2 separate regions of the Homo sapiens genome follow, and region 2 is linked to region 1. The links are chromatin contacts, found by Hi-C or POLR2A ChIA-PET in ENCODE. All regions are on one chromosome and are shown on one strand. The core of a region is the stretch at or near the end of the contact, and the rest is flanking DNA. Distances in the headings are between cores, read along the strand shown.

Region 1 (3,043 bases), core at 158-2,657:
TGTCGTCCATATATGTTCTTTTTTTTCCTTGTATTTGAATTTCAAGAATCTCTTGCAACTTATTTCAGAGTGGTTTTCTGTGAAGAGCACTGAAGTTAAAAAACCATGTGCTGTGTAGTTCTGCTTCATGGCTCAGCTGTTCACATGCATCTTCACCCTTCATCCCACTGGGAAAATTGAGGGGAAAAAAATGACTATAGTGTGGCCGATGACAGGTGACAGATTGTTTGAGCTTTTCCCCACCTGTTCTATACCAGATAATCTTGATAATTTGGTTATTGTTTATTTATTCTTGCAATAAATATTTATCAAGCGTATACTGTGTGCCAGATAGTACTTACGATGCAAAGCCTACAAGGGTGAACGAGATAGAGGAGGCCTCTGTCCTTATGAAATGGACATTCTAGTCAGGGGAGAAAATTAGTGTACGTGAAACAAGTAATTAAGATGTATGCTATGAAGAAAATAAAATCAAGTAAGTGTCACAGTGGGAGAATCAATAGCATCGTTAGGGTGAGAGGGAAAAGCTTCCTTAAAGGGTGACATTTGGGCTAAGACTGAAGAATAAAAAGGAATCAGCTTTGTGACCATCTGGTGGAAAAGCACTCCGGTCCACAGGCCTCAAGGTGGGAACCACTCTCATGGGTTGGAGGAGTAGAATGAAGGCCAGGATGGTGGCAGGTCAGTGAGGTCTTAAAATGGCTTTCCTTAGCCCCGTTCTTAGTGAGCTTGGGTGCCAGGAGCAAGTGAGTCACTAAGAAATGGCAAGATTAAGTCAGGTCCATCATTCTAGGCAGACGGGTTATGGGAAGAGATCAAATTTTTTTTTTTTTTTCTTGGGACCGTAGATACCTATACCATCTCCCGACTGGCTAATGAGAACCTGATTGGCTTAGCAGCTGCTGTTCTTGAGCAGAATTCTCCATGGCTGAAGCTATCAGAACACCTGGCACCCAGACGGGCAACCGTCCCTTTGTAGAGAAGGGAGAAGTCTCAGATCACCACGTTTTCTTCCCCTGGCAGCTGTTGATTGATTCTTTGCAAGGGTTTTTGACATCGTTGGTCACAGAGAGGGAAGCTGTGTCTCATCCTAGTTTTATTTGCTCATCCTAGTTTGAAAGGTTTTTTGTTTTTTGTTTTTTGTTTTTTTTTTTAAAAAAAGCAACAACAACTGAATGAAAATAGGATTGACAATTAAAGACCATAGAAAAAATTATCAATTATTAAAATCTTCACAACATGCTTCACTATGAGGAAAAACTATAAAGCTCCCTATTACACAAGGCTTATTCTTAAAAGGTTTGATTGTGCAATAAAAGACTTCTGAATGTTTATACTAGTTCCTGACTATTGCATGCACAATTTTCTTAAGTACCTCAATTTGCAAATAAACGGTATGCACGTACATGCCCAAGAATGAATGTAACCAGCCTTTTCCTCCACTCCCTCCTCCCGGGTTAGACAGGGTGTTGTCCTGTTTATTCTTATCTCCCAGCCAATGTGTAATAGAATAAGCAAAACATAACATGCTGGTACAAAGGGCCTGTTGTTTTCAGCTTTCTAATTATGCTCCTTTCTGCTGGGGAAGGAAGCAGTCATAAATTTCTGTCATTATCTTAAGTAGCAAGGTTTCACAGCTTTGAGAATTTTTCTTTGTTTGTTCTTTGTTGGCTTTACTTGAATTTTTGATCCCTCAAACCAAAACCACCCTACTTTTAAACAATCCTTCTTTAGATTTCAGGGGATGTGACCCCCTGATTTCAAGGCAAGATGCAGCCATAGTGATTCTTTGCCTCAGGAATCAGATTTTGAGCCTTAAATTAGTATGCCTTTGAATTCACCATGGCTGCCAACTTCTCTACTTTCTCCGATGTGCTGCATATTTTTGTTTTGTGTGTGGGTTTTGTTTCTTGTTATTGTTGTCGTTTCTTTCTCAGATTTTAATAAATTCTCAATTTTCTTTCTGCATGGATTGTTTTTTAAAAAGATGTTGAATGGGCATTTCTTTCCCCTGTTGTGTGGTATAACTCTTCTCTGCTTTTTCAAACAGGTGGGTGTGAATGATAGAAAGCAGCTCATACCATCCTTTTTTTCTGTAAAATTTTAATCCCTTGTTTACTGGCAACCCTGCTGTTGCTGTAGAGATGAACAAACAGAATGAGTTGTGAGCTGTGAGGCACATGCAAGGTGATTTATGCCCATGTGTGCTTCCCCTTTGTTGCTTTCTTTGTGTTCACTTTCTCCATTTTCTCTTTTATTTCAATTATCCTTCTTGAGAAAATTATTTGACTTTATTTGCGTCCTATGTTATAGGTAGGGGCTTTCCCCTTCTAATGTGTTCTGGTTCTTTCATTTTTGTGTTCCTGAAATAGTAACTGGTATTCATAAAGTGATGTTCTTCTGGGACCCTGAAAGCCCTTGGCCAGGATTATTTTGTTCGTCTTGACAATACCACTTTGTACTAAGCAAGGTAGGTAGTGAGAATGTGTGTGTATGTTCCATTTTTTACAGAGCGGGTATTAAGAGGATATATAATGTCCCAAAGTCACTTAGAAGCAGGAAGTCAGGGAGACAAGTAAAATGGCCTCATCTTGTGATGGCTGTCAAGAGTCTGGTGGTCCAGACTTAGGCAAGGCTGATGTGTAACTGTTTCTAAGGCAGTGAGTGCTTGATTTAGGGTCTCCACACAGAAACCATACTGACCCTGTGAGTGAAGATATCATTGAAGATCAGCATTCACTGTGGGCTGGCTTTGAGGCAGCCATAGAATCTGGATACCAGGCAAATTCCTGGATCACATGAGTTCTTGGGGGCCAGGCTCTCTCTCTTCTGTTGGAGCAACAGGCAGAGTGAACTCACAGCTTTTGGGTTAACTAGAATCTTCTTTTTGCCATTAAACAGCTGTGTTGCTTGTCAGATCGAGAAGTAGCATCTTATCATCATTATACCATGATTCTTCACCCTCTGAAAGATTATGCTTAAGTGTTTGGTTTTCTTTGAACTGTTCTCCCCACACAAAGACTGACAGTCCTACCTTCAGAGA
Region 2 (3,118 bases), core at 494-2,993, 1.1 Mb after region 1:
TCCCATGAATACTACATTTAAGAAGAATATTCAAGAAGAATAATACTTAAAAATATACTTGTGATAAATTGGGTAAATTTAGCAAATTGTTTTTAGGCAAATTGATGCTTTGCTAAGTTGACTTATAGAGGACTGGTTTTCAATCAATTGATTTCTGGCTAATTTACCTACAGCTGTGCCTGCTGCAGAATAGACATTTAGTAAATGTTTATTGAAAGAATGATAGGAAAAAGCTTGCATGTGAAACAAAATGCCAAGTATTGTATTGAGTTTTGTATCTGAGAGCAATAACTTAACTGGAAACTAATTTGGGTTTGTGGCTTATCTGCCTTTCTGATATTTGATCCCATCCAAAAACCATCTGCAGGTTTTTTAACTGCAAAGCCTCACAAGACCTATCTCTGGCCCAGTTTATCTCCTGGTGCCTTCCTTTCATCTTCAAAGCAGGCCCCAGGAACTCAGCTTTCTTTCCTCTCCAGCAACTCAGCCATCCTTTCTATCCCTTCAGATTTTGTTTCATACCACTGCATAATCTCCCTCATTTTGCATTTTCTTCTACATCTGTAGATAAGCACAGAAACCTAAAAAATTTAAGGATCTTATTCCTGATCTCTGAAAAGAAATAGGATAATGAAGTAACCAATCTGGTAGAAGTGAGTAAGGTTATAGAATCCTTCCATAATTAACAAGTTATCTGTTACTTGTCCCTTTCAAGATGGTAAATGGATCTAGGAGGATGAGACTTTTGTGTGTGCCTTTTTCTCTCCCCGCTAAATTATATGAATTAGTTTTATCTCTTTAGGATTTGCCAAAAAGCAAAGTGGTTATCATTATTGGTTAAACACATTGATATTTATTTATTTTAGCAAACATGAAAGCAATTGTTACAACAGGACTACAACAGTCAGCAGAACTGGGTCCCAGCTGGTGGTGACTCCAGAAAATAGTCAGGGTCCCACCTTGTGCCCACTCTTCCATACCTTTCCTGAATAGTCATCAGTGTTCTAGGTCTGGTATATGTTCCCTGAAAGGCAGCAAAGAAAGAGAGTACAGACTGTAGTGTCCCTGATAAGATCATATGTGGATCTCCTAATATCAATTTGGCTTGAATACAAGGACTACTTTCCTATTCCAAGGGCAGGGTAGAGGTACATACCTAGGACATGGAATGGCAGATGTCTGAAATATACATTGCAGACCACCACACTTCACTGAGGTGTTGCCCTCTGCATTTATTCCTGAGGGTGGAGTTCACTAAACCACTTTCCTTCTCACCCCATTTTTAGATACAATCAAGGTAGAATAATAGGTGTTTCCTAAACTCAAATTGGCAGTTTGCAGTTTCTAGGACATCAGCAATGAATGACACCCTTTTAGTGAACCCTGGCCCTTCCCCTTCCCCCTAGGAATGATGAACATAGTTCATGTCTTTACTAATCGTCTGTGACCCAAGCATCATACTGAGCACAACGTGTAAATATCAAGAAGACAGTGTTCAAGGGCAAGGCTTCAGTATATGAGGGGCAGCAGAAGTGATGGGGGGGAGGAGGAGTGGAAGACCAAGGCTGAGCCATTCCCCAGAGGGATCTTGTTACCAGGAACGTTGCCAAGGCAGGGGCTTTTGCAGCTGTGTAAAGAGCAGATTGGAGCAAGATAGAAGCCTGTTGTGAAAACTGGGGCCCAAGATCAGGGCTGGACAACATCAAGCATCTTTGCTGCTAGAGTGCCTAAGCGTTGAGTCACAGCAACTTAATCCCTCCTATTAATACCTGGTTTGATTCTAGAGACTGGGGTGAGGCTGAGTCCCCTATTGGCTGCCAGAATTTCAGCTGCAGGGAGACAAACTCCAGGAAATCTACAAGTTAGGCAAGAAGGATATGGGGAAACAGAGGTCAGTTTCCAGAGAATTAAACAACTGACATGAAAGACTTAAGGGCTGTTCCTGGTAAAGGAATCTTTACGTGTAGGAACTGGGCAAGGAGAAAAAGAGTCCAGTTGCATTCACATTCTCACCTGAGTGACAAGAGAAGGCAAGATAACTAAGCGGAACTTTTTTCATTCTGTTGCTTTCTAAATTTTCAAACTAAGTTTAAAGAACAATGAGACTAAGTCTGTAGGTCACGACAACCTGGCAACTTCAAGTTAGACCTCCATAATCATGAGTGTTTGCTCTCACCTATCAATACCATGCCATTCTGAGATTGCCAGACCAGCCTTCTTCCCAGCCCTGGCACCCAGGGCTCTGGCTCAGCTCTTTAATACCTACTTCCCTGTGCTGACCTGATGCAGGAACTGCTGGCCTTGCAGCTTGTCCAATGTCAGCCTAGCTCAAAACTGGGTCTTCATACCTACAGTCCAAAGAAGGTGTTGAACTTGCTAATCTAAAGGCATCAAAGGGCTGCAATATGTTGGAGTGGAAAGAGGAATAGAAACTTAATGAAGTTGCCAGAGAGCAACAAGAAACCAAGAACAGGCAGAGCTTAATTTTAGGCTCCAGGGATTTTCCCAGACTTATTTTCACTGTTTCTTAGGGCTCCAATTTTCTAAGTCCTTTATTCTTCAGTCAAATGAAGTACAAGGAAATGTGAGAACTCTAGATGAGTCCCTGAAGTCATTGATACTAATCAAATGACCCTGGCAGCTCAGATCAGCAGGCACTTTGGGAGCATCAGCAATGACCCCTGTGTCCTTGGGATGTCACTCTCCTGCTATAAAGTCTTCAGTGGATCTCTACTGCCTTGGAATAACTGGACTCTCTAGCCTCACCTTTAAAATCTTCCAGGAACCCTTTCTCTCACTAATCCCCTTCAGGCGCAAATACTCCAGCAAAACTTAATCACTGGTTTTTCACACTTGACATGAACTTTTTCCATTTTCTGACTTTTCTCAAAGTTTACCTTGTGTAGAATAATATTTTATCTAACTGACACATCTAAATATAACTATTCTTCAATGCCAGCTAAAAGCTTATCTCTTCCAGAATGCCTTCTTTCTGATTACACTAATCTCTGATCACACCTACATTTACTTGACTTATATTACTCAGCATGTTTTTACTATAAAGTAAATCTTGTGTCATCTTCCTCATTTACACTGCACATTCATCAAATACAGATAT

Evidence for each region. Hi-C counts contacts between places; a loop is a spot of excess contacts on that map. ChIA-PET counts read pairs that join two places held with the same protein, here RNA polymerase II (POLR2A).
Region 2: a loop to region 1 is called in a map with no recorded cell type, with 2.4 times the contacts of the local background. The contact joins two enhancer-like sites. A Hi-C loop is called at or near these places in 1 of 37 single-sample maps with no recorded cell type. POLR2A ChIA-PET finds 5 or more read pairs at or near these places in 1 of 52 experiments (activated CD4-positive, alpha-beta T cell).

Annotation. Positions count from the first base shown.
Region 1 is chr9:94,804,349-94,807,391 of GRCh38, forward strand. The region is part of intron 5 of AOPEP (aminopeptidase O (putative)); the gene reads left to right. Among named protein-coding and RNA genes, the nearest start is that of MIR2278, 4.1 kb to the right of the region's middle. Within about 2 kb of position 1,408, at least 11 of the 41 ENCODE cell types and tissues checked have a DNase peak (open chromatin) inside an H3K27ac peak, as active enhancers do.
Region 2 is chr9:95,855,652-95,858,769 of GRCh38, forward strand. All of the region lies in intron 1 of ERCC6L2-AS1 (ERCC6L2 antisense RNA 1), which reads right to left. Among named protein-coding and RNA genes, the nearest start is that of ERCC6L2, 18 kb to the right of the region's middle. Within about 2 kb of position 1,744, at least 3 of the 41 ENCODE cell types and tissues checked have a DNase peak (open chromatin) inside an H3K27ac peak, as active enhancers do.